2 separate regions of the Homo sapiens genome follow, and region 1 is linked to region 2. A link is a loop called in an ENCODE intact Hi-C map of the cell type or tissue named here. Cell type or tissue: Caco-2. All regions are shown on one strand. Each heading gives the region's core, and the rest is flanking DNA. Links, peaks and the distances in the headings are about the cores only.

Evidence for each region. Hi-C counts contacts between places; a loop is a spot of excess contacts. Peaks named below come from ENCODE experiments on the same cell type or tissue, not always from the same donor. Only the 100,000 strongest peaks of a DNase experiment are listed, where the experiment ranks them.
Region 1: a loop joins it to region 2, with 6 times the contacts of the local background. A loop is called at or near these places in 10 of 110 quality-filtered maps.

The regions. Positions count from the first base shown.
Region 1 is chrX:68,509,097-68,513,096 of GRCh38, forward strand. It overlaps YIPF6 (Yip1 domain family member 6), which reads left to right. Exons shown (of 7, transcript NM_173834.4): 2 at 2,753-2,881. Among named protein-coding and RNA genes, the nearest start is that of YIPF6, 12 kb to the left of the region's middle. In Caco-2, for the core only: a CTCF peak has its summit at 2,407 (motif pointing right); no DNase peak of the experiment used is centred there.
Region 2 is chrX:68,695,826-68,701,807 of GRCh38, forward strand. The region is part of intron 2 of STARD8 (StAR related lipid transfer domain containing 8); the gene reads left to right. Among named protein-coding and RNA genes, the nearest start is that of STARD8, 51 kb to the left of the region's middle. In Caco-2, for the core only: no CTCF peak of the experiment used is centred there; a DNase peak (open chromatin) is centred at 3,316.

The DNA of each region.
Region 1 (4,000 bases), core at 1-4,000, 190 kb before region 2:
TTTTGTTTTTTGTTGTTGTTTTTTTTTTTTTGAGACAGCATCTCACTCTGTTGCCCAGGCTGGATTGCAATGGCGTGATCATATCTTACTGCAGCCTTGACCTCCTGGGCTCAAGTGATCCTCCCACTTTAGCCTCCTCAGTAGCTGGGACCACAGTTAGTTGCATGCCACCATGCCCAACTAATTTTTTAAAAACATTTTTTGTAGAGATGGGGGTCTCACTGTGTTACCCAGACTAGTCTCAAACTCCTAGCATCAAGCGATTCTCCTACCTCAGCTACCCAGAGTTGGGGTTACAGGCATGAGCCACTGCACCCAGCCCCAATGTTTTTATTAATGTTCATGTTCTGTACTCAGCTTCTGTCTTTGCCCTTGCATCTCATGGTGAGTCTCTTTCTAAGCTCTAGCACTTCCTCCAGCAGTAGACTGCTGTTGTTTATTACTCCATACTTGCTAGCCTGGTGATAGGGGCCAGGGAAAGGGGATTCTTTGTTTTCATAGTCTAGTCTCTGCCTTAGGCAGACCATGTGTCCCTGGGTCTCCTGGGTAGCACTTTCTTAGTGATCCTGTCCCCCTCCTAGCTGAAGGAAACTCTTAATGGTCTGGGCCCAGGATGGTTTTCTGTCCATCCCTTAGTAGTAGAGAGCTTTTCCTTTTCCCTTTCTCCAGCTTCAGTGAGTTGTCACCTGTGTTCTGAAGGCAACTTGTTTTTGTCTAAGTGGCTTTAAGGCTCTTTCCTCTAGGGGCTTTTTTCTAGAGAAGAGCCTGTAAGTGGGTGTGAACTCCCCTTGCGTCTATTGCTTCCAGGGATTCTGTACTCTTGTGCTGATCCATACTTGGACTTTAGCAATTTATTTAAAATTTTATTTGAATTCTTACCCATCTGTGTGGTGTGGTGTGCAGCATTGTCTTCCCCTCATGCTTTGCTACTGTTGAGCCAGTGCTGATGTCTCTTCGTGGAAGCACCTGGCTTTCTTTAGATTTCATCCAGGCTACTTGGTCTCCCTACAACTCAGTTCTCAGATGAATTCAGGGAAAGTTATGATTCAGTAAAGTATCTAGCCTTTTCTCATTATTCTACTTGGGGAATGGTCTTTCCAGCTTCCTATATCTTAATCAGAAGTCAAATTACAGTGTTATATAGTCACTTGAAATAGGTGCTATCTTTGTGGTTGTGTGTTTATTTCAATACATGGTAGTTTCATTGGTTTAATTTTTTCTCTCAGTTTCAGGGATTGCTTCCTTCAAATTTTAATTTTGTTTAATAATTGTGTGAAGTGTTTATATGATTGCAAGTCATTTATATGGACAACATATATTGAAAAAAGCCTAGTTTCTCTCCCTGTCTGCTCTATCCTATTCCTTTCTTTCCTCTATAAGAAACCTTTAAAAAAAAATTCTATGGCATGTTTCTTATATTTAAGAAATATGAGTGTGGTTAAGAAATTGTTTTTGTTTTATTTTATTTTATTTTATTTTATATTTTATATTTTATTTATTTTATTTATTTATTTATTTGTTTATTTTTTGTATTTTTTTGTATTTTATTTTATTATAACGGAGTTTTGTTCTTGTTGCCCAGGCTGGAGTGCAATGGCGTGATCTCGGCTCACCGCAACCTTCACCTCCCGGGTTCAAGCGATTCTCCTGCCTCAGCCTCCCGAGTAGCTGGGATTACAGGCATGCGCCACCACGCGCAGCTAATTTTGTATTTTTAGTAGAGATGGGATTTCTCCATGTTGGTCAGGCTGGTCTCAAACTCCCGACCTCAGGTGATCTGCCCGCCTCGGCCTCCCAAAGTGCTGGGATTACGGGCATGAGCCACCATGCCCAGCCTTTTACAAATTCTTTGAACATCCTCATTCCTTCTAAAATTTCAGTATACTGTCTGCATTTCATTTATCTGCAACTGTTGCCCATTAAAAATTGTGCCTACTGGGCCAAAAACTGTATGAGAAGTCATTGCCTCTATTTTCTTAGGAATTTGTAGATTTGAGTTTTGGTTGTAATAAAATTTGACGGATGTGAACATCCTCATTCTTTCTAAAATTTCAGTATACTGTCTTGTGTTTCCTTTATCTGCAACTGTTGCCCACTAAAAATTGTGCCTACTGGCCCAAAAACTGTATGAGAAGGCATTGCCTCTATTTTCTTAGGAATTTGTAGATTTGAGTTTCGGTTGTAATAACATTTGGCAGATGACTATGAATTTAAAAGTTCACATTCTTTATTCACTTTGAAAATTTTATTTGCTCTGTGATTGCCAGGTAACCTGTAAAGACTGTAATCAAGGTATATTTTGCTATTTCCCTGTTTCCCGCACTTGCCTTTATGGTTCATGTAATGCTCATTTTTAGCCAGCAGAGGCCACTAGAGCCTGTTAGGGAGCAGAAGTGCAACAGAAACGTGGCCATTCTAAGACAGTGATTGCTAAAAGGTCACTTTTTAATAACTTTACAATTATTATCTCAGTCTTGCTAGCTTGTGCCATGTGAAGATTTTATGCTAAATGTTGGTGGGCAAGAAGGTGTCTATGACATTTACTTTAGTTTTTTCATTATGTTTAATCTTTAAAGAAATAAATTTGAGGATTATTGTTAACTGCATTGTGTAATGTCTGTTGAGCTAACACCTACTTTCCTATGTAAAACCCTACAAAATACATGGTCCCAACTCTCTAGGAAATGATGATATATATGAGGAATGCTACAGTTTATTACAGGCTTACTTTTTTTCCCCTGACTCTTCTCAGTTTGCAGGCCTTTCAGATATATCCATCTCACAAGACATCCCCGTAGAAGGAGAAATCACCATTCCTATGAGATCTCGCATCCGGGAGTTTGACAGCTCCACATTAAATGAATCTGTTCGCAATACCATCGTAAGTTAGACTAGTTGAGAGAACTTCTGTTCAGTATCATGGGACTAAGTAACTAATAGTACTTTGCAATATTTTCATTTGGTTCACTGATTTTGAATATATTTTATATACTGAAGTTTAATATTTTATCCTAGAGATTAATTTGGTACAGCCTTTTTGGAGAGCAGTTTGGTTATAATGCATATTAATAATCTTAAAACAGCAAGGTGCGGTGGCTCGCGCCTGTAATCTCAGCCCTTTGGGAGGCCAAGGCAGGCGGATCACCTGAGCTCAGGAGTTCGAGACCAACCTGGCCCAGATGGTGAAACCCCCATCTCTACTAAAAATACAAAGATTAGCCAGACATGGTGGCATATGCCTGAAATCCCAGCTGCTTGGGAGACTGAATCGCTTGTCTCCGGGAGGCTGAGGTTGCAGTGAGCCGAGATCGCACCACTGCACTCTGGCCTGGGCGACAGAGCAAGACTCCATCTCAAAAAACAAAAAAAAGGTCTTAAAATGTCCAAATCTTTTTAAACCAATATATTATCATACTTCTCCAAATGTAGTATAAGGAAAGTTTTAAAATGTAAAACAAAAATTTTCAACATTAAAGTATCAATATACAAAGATGTTTATTATAGCATTCTTTGTAATAGGGGAAAGCTAGAAATAAATGAACCACAGATGAGGTATTGGTTAGGTAAATTATGTTATATCTTTGTGGTGGGATGCTAAGCAACTATTATAAATTATGTTTACAAAGTGTTTAATAACGGGTAAAATTCTAGGTGAAAAAATTAAAACAGAATTAGCTCAGTGGTGCTTTGAGAGGTTGTATTTGTATTACTGAACCCTTCTTCCAGTTTCTTGATTTTTTTTTTTTTTTTGTATCTGGCATCTAGGATTCATTTACCAATTAAATTGGGAATGTTAAAAATTTATTTCATATATTGCAAAGAATGTAGTAGCTAGAGAGCAGGCTAATTGGTCCTTGGAACCTCATCTTCTATGAACTGAATGTCACATACTGTGTTTTGTAGAGCAGCTTTTTATAGTACAATTGTTTTAGTTTCTTTAAGCAGCCTATTGGGAGGGCTGTGTTTCTTTTTTATGGATTTTTTCAACATCAAAACAGAA
Region 2 (5,982 bases), core at 1,227-5,226:
GAAGACCCCTGTGTCTAGGTTTAGAGGATAGCAACAGGGACACAAAGGCAAGAAGGTCCCAAAGGAAGGAGGGGATGGAGTCTCCAATTGGGAAGCTGTCACAGCTGCAGCTGCTTTGCTGCTAGGAGACTCCTGGAGCTCCTTATTTGAGCCATGGAAAGTTCAGGTTCAACAGATGGCAGGTTTATCACGTGCAGGCTGTGCCCTCACCTCTTTTCTGGCTAGAAGAAAGGGTTGCCTCTGCCTTGAAAAGAAGAGAAGGACCTTTTGCCTTAGGCTCCCAGTTTGGTTAGGATCAGGTGTCATGGCCCTGGGCCTTGGGAAAGCTGTTCAGCAGATAAAATAGGGACAGCAGATTTCAAAGATACAAGGGCTTTAGGGTGGGAAGTGTGAGCTCCCGGAGATCTAGGTGAGTTTTACATTCTTCCCCACCCCACAACAGGGTAGTTGGGCACTGGGTTGGGCACACAGTTGCTGGTGTCAGGTGTTTATTAAGGGGTCTTGGTTTGTGTGTGCGCACGTGTGCATGGGCATGCATTCGGGAAGGGTCCTGGTAGATAGGAATCAGTGGACTGGAGGCCACAGCCTGGGCCCTTGTCACAAGTCTGAAGTGCTGTGTTTGTGGGTGGAGTTTCCTTTTCCCCAGCCCTGCAGGTTGGTAACTTGCATGCTAAACAGTTGCTGTTCCTGTTTACCTCGACCACACACAGGAATTTTAGAACTGAATGTTAAGTTCCCTAGGAGTTCAGGGTGGTGTGGAGCAAAGAACAGGGGATTGGGAGTTGAACATGGGGAGCTTTAACTCCAGGCTCTGCCGCCCCCCTCAAATTCTCCGACTCTGGGTTTCTCCTCATTTTTTCCACTTCACTGGATTAAACTAGGGGATCCATAGCTAAGTGCTTTGTAAACTACCATGTGCTGTATAAATTATTAGTCATTAAGTTTAGGCTTGGTGCTAGGTCTTGTGGAGGACACAGAGTAAAAACCCCCAGTTCCAGGGAATGTACCATCTAGTTTGGGGGTTAGTGGCATAAATAATACATGCCACTAATTATTTATGTATTAAATAATAATACCTTGGTGAGGACTTCAAAAAAATTATTGTGAATAATTTCAAACATATATAAAAATAGAGATAATTAGTGTACTAAGACCCCATGTACCCATCACCCAGTTTCAACAGCCATTTGCCCATGGCCAATCCTGCCCTGTCCATACTCTTATCTACATCATGCCCTTGTTATTTTGAAACAAATCCCAGAAACCTTATCAGTTCATCTATACATATTTCAATACGTATTTCTAAAAGATAAGGATTCATAAAAACAACCATTATCACACCTAAAATAGTTTCTTAATATTATCAAATAACCGGTAAGTGTTCATATTTCCAATTGTTGAGAAGGACTTATTTGCCCTGGACGTCCATTCTGCCCTGGGAAATCCATTCCAGGGAGTGATTGCTTTTGACTGAGGGGAAGGTGACGGACAGAGGCAGTGGCATTTGAGCTGAACCTTGGAAGAGAGGCCCAGGAAAGGTCCCAGCCCAGATGTTAGCCGCCTCTAGGGCTCCAGATCTGGAGGCTGACCCATGGAGGCTTCTTGCGGAGACTTCCTGCCTTTGTTTCTCTAGCAGTAAATGACAGTTCTCACTCTCACACTTGCTTCCCCAGTCCAGGGCACCCAGGAGTTTGGGGTACGCAGGTCTGGGAGAATTCTGGGAGGCTGCTCTCCACCTAGGCCCCTCCCCTGCGCCTGGCCCCTGAGGCCAGTTCAGAGCAAAACAGGATGCATTCAGGATGAACGTCTTTCCCAGCTTGTCATCTAATCACCAAGGCCCAGCTTGGAGCTTCCTCTCTCATTCATGATAAAAACCCTCACTGTCTCTCTTTTCCCTTCCGCCCCAGTAAGGGTGTGCTGACTTCCTCCATATCCGGGCCAGCCCTCTACCCCCATGTGGGGCTGAGGGAGAGATTCCCTCAGTGCAGGCCTCTGCCCCCACCCACCTCACCACAGCCTGTCAGAGAGGGAGAGAAAGACCCCAGGAATGTTCTCCCTGACTGCAGGCTCCTGCTCTTGGGCTGTCTTTGGGAAAAGAGCAGCCTCCTTCCAACAAGCCTGGGGTCCTGCCACTGCTTGGTTAATCATTGAGCCACATAATAACCACCTTGGAAAGTCATCTCTAGGGGATGGTCATTAACTAACTCCCTGTCCACCTCAGGCCTTAAAGAGACCATATCCTGAACCCTCACCTTCCCCCAAGGGAACATTGACAAACATTCACTCACGGGAACTTCTGGGGCCAGTGAAAAGTCTGCCCCTCCATCCTTTACTTGGCAAACGGAAGCAGTTATTCACACCATTTGAAGGACATGGGTTCAGCTTGGATGGTATTGAGAAGGGGAGCGGAGTGAATTGATGGGGATTTGGATGGGCAGTGGGGTCCAGCATCAGAGTTAAAAAGGGGTAGGGGGGTGTTTCTAGGAGTAGTTGATCGCCTCATCTCAATTTGAAAGTCTAAAAGAGCAAGAAATGCCCACCCAAAGGGTCTGCCGATGCTGGGTATGGGGTGAGGCTGTGTGAATGTGTGTCTGTTTTCAGTACAGCTGTGGGTCCCTCCACACCAGGCTGCAGTGGAAATGGGGACAGCCAACCACATGATTGCTGCTGAGAGGCTGAGGACCTCTGTAAGTGGAGGAGGATGCCTTCCTCCGGGAGCCTGTATCTGGACAAGCAGTGGCACTTGGTAAGGGTCGGGCCAGGACCCAGACCCAGACCCAGACCCAGACCCAGACCCAGACCCAGACCCAATTTAGAAAGCTCCAGACCATATGCAGTTTCCTGCAGTTTCAGTAGGAAGAGAAGGAACCACCCCGTGGGCCTACTACAGAGTTGGGAAACGGCTTCTGGTTCTGCCCCCTCTATAGCTTTCTCTCGGTGAGTGATTTTTGCTTTCTCTGGGCCTCAATTTCCACAACTATAAAGTGGGTAGGGCAGTTGGCAGGCAGACTCAGTGGTCTGTGAGCCTTCCTTTCAGCTATGCAAGTATGCCTCCCCACTCAAGACCCTTTTCTTATCTACCAGGCAATGGTGAGCTGGCTTCAAATTCAATCAGGCCCAGACACTGAATGTTCTCAGCTGGCTGGGTCAGTTGGAGCTGGCCAAGCCCTGAATTGCCACAGCTTGGGTTCTCCTTGTGCTTGGGCATTTCTGCAGTTTGCTCTCTGGCCCCTCCCCAAGCCTGTGTCTGTCCCTAGTGGCCAGCCACTCTCTGACCCATTCAGCCACAAGTTAATGAGTGAACTGCTCCCCCTGGGTCGTACCAGCCCAAGGTGCTCCTGGGATCCTAGGTCCCTGTGGGAAGCAGCCAAGGGCCTAGCCAGCTCCAGTCACCTTTATGCTCTCTCCCACAACCCCTCTAGAGGTAGGTATGCAGGCAGAGCTCAGGGCAGAAGGACCTTTAGAGGGCACTAGGTCCAACTTTCCTTCTGAAGCTTGGGGCTTCCCGACAGGTACTTGTGCAGTTCCTGCTCACTCATGTTCAATACCTGGGAATGTGATATGTTTCAAGCAAGTTGCTTTCGTCTTTGGAATGTGTGAAAGTTTTCTCTTATGTTGAACTTAACTGTGCCTCCCTGAGGCTTCTAACCCTGGGTTCCGAGTGTGCCCTCTGGGACCACCTGGACCCTGTCTGCTCTCTCTGACCTTCAGGGATCTGAGGATGGAACCCAAGTGCACCTGTGTCTTCTCTAGGCCAAACAACCTTCAAGCGTCTGCGCTCCTTCTCAGACCTGGAGCAGCCCCCTTCCCAGCCTCATCACTGTCCTCTGTCCTCCCTACATGCTACTGTTTATGGCCCCCTTAACATGTGGGGGCAGGAAATGGGGCACTGGAAACCCCTCACTCCCCTTAGTTTATTTATAGTCTGAACTTGTTCAGATGACTTTTCCATAATCCTTTTCTGGTTACCACAACAGGTAGACTCCTAACCCCCAGAATCTTGGGTGCAAATACCTTAGACAACACTGATTTGTTTATGGTTCAGGTCCAGCCAGCTCTCACGATTGGAGAGCCCTTGGAAGGTAGGGCCTTCTTATTGGTGCCCCCATAGTGGAGGACAAGCCTGGTGTTAGTAGGTGTTCCCCTTGTTGAGTTAAATACAATGTAATATGTGGGGGGCTTCCAGCGTACCCTGCTTTCCTGCCACTCGGTTTTATCTTTGGAGTTGGTCAGGGGTGGGTGGAGGGAAGGGGATATTTTAGGGAGTACTGAAGCCGGAAATGAGTATGAGCCATGCCCACAGTGGGGCCTAGAAGAGTGAATCAGACAGTGAGAAATACCAACGTAGCCATTCCTTCCCCTGGCAGTTGATGATGATGACTATGAGTCCTCCCATTTCTTCAGTTGCCAAGGCACTTTCACTTCCATGATTCCATTGTGTTCTTAGAGCAGCCCTGTAAAGTAGATGGTATGATTTCCCCAGAATGATCTGTGGTGGTCTCCACCTGAGGCCCAGGGAAGGGAAGAACAGTCTCCAGTGAGGGAGGATTTGGAGCCCAGGTCTCCTGACCCTCAGCCCTCCCTGTTTTCCCCAAACCACACCCAGCAGCCATGGCAGCCGGGGCTGACTCGGCAGCTTCCCCACCACAGAGGAACCCCTGCCCTGGCTGCAACTCTGTTCCTGTGAGAGAGTGAGCTCCAAGGGACGTGGCCTAGGATTTCCTGTCCTTTATCTGGGCTGGCCAAAGGCTGGCCTGTCTGAGGTGTGAGATAGGCACCTGCAGCCAGCCTTTCTGCTCCAGGCTGAGGTCAAGTCAGGCTGTGGCAGAGGCAGTGAGCTTGTGGGAAGAGCTTGTCCCCAAACATCTGTCCTGAGCAGTGCCCACACCAGCAGGGCCTTCTAAATGGGAAAAACAGAGAGGGGAATGTGGAAAAGGGGTCAGAGTGGAGCAGAAGTAAAATACGTCCTGAGCTGTACACAAGCTCTCATGTTCACAGTGCTGGGAGACTTTGGGCAAATTACTTAACTTCTCTGAGCCTTCATTTTGTCAGCTCTAAAATGGAGATATGTACCCACCTCATGGAGTTGTTGAATATTAAATCCAACAATATAAATAAAATTATTGCCATTATTGTTGCTTGGTAGTACCTTCTGCAGTCCTGTCATTTGGTTGTTTTTCACTGACCTGGGGGTGGGCAGTTCTCAAACCTGCCACCTCGTGGGCATTCGGTCTGGACTTTGCAGTCATTTCAGAGTCCACCTTACCCAGAAAAGCTCCCTTTGGCCATGCCCACCCACAGGGCTCCCTTCCTCTGGCCTTCTTTAGTGGCATTCGCGACACTCAACAGGCTATAGTAGTGATGGTGACACCAATAATAATAGTGAACTCTTCTAAATTCTTGGCAAATTTTAACTTCTTTAGCATTCATGGCAATTCCATAAGGTAGGTACTGCTATCTTTGTCTCTCTTTTATTTAATAAACTTGCCCAAGGTCACATATCCGGGGAGTGATGGAGCTGGGATCAGGACCCAGGTGGTCTGACTCCACCTCCTGACATCTTTAATGACTGGGCCATGCCTCTCTCCAGATGCCTGGCCAGGAGGCAAGAGCTGAGGTTCGGGTCTCCTTCCCCACCTGAGTGCTCATCACACGCACCAGTGATCAGTCACTTCTGGACAGGCAGTCCCCAGGTCCTTGCCTGTCTGCTCTGTGCACTTCTTCTCACCCTCCATCACCAAGGTGGACAGATGGATAGAGGGAAGACATGGAGGAGTGGGTATTCATGCTCTAAAACAGAGCTGCATTGGGGTGGGGAGGGAGTGCAGGAGGGAGTTGGGCAGTGGGGGTGGCAGTGTGGGCAGTGGGGGTGGCAGTGTGGTTCTGACATCAGCACCAGGCCTGCCTGATTAGCACCTTCTAGTACTGGGGGTGGAGAACAGGGTGCTGGGTGGCATCAGGGAGGAAGAGACATTTGAATAT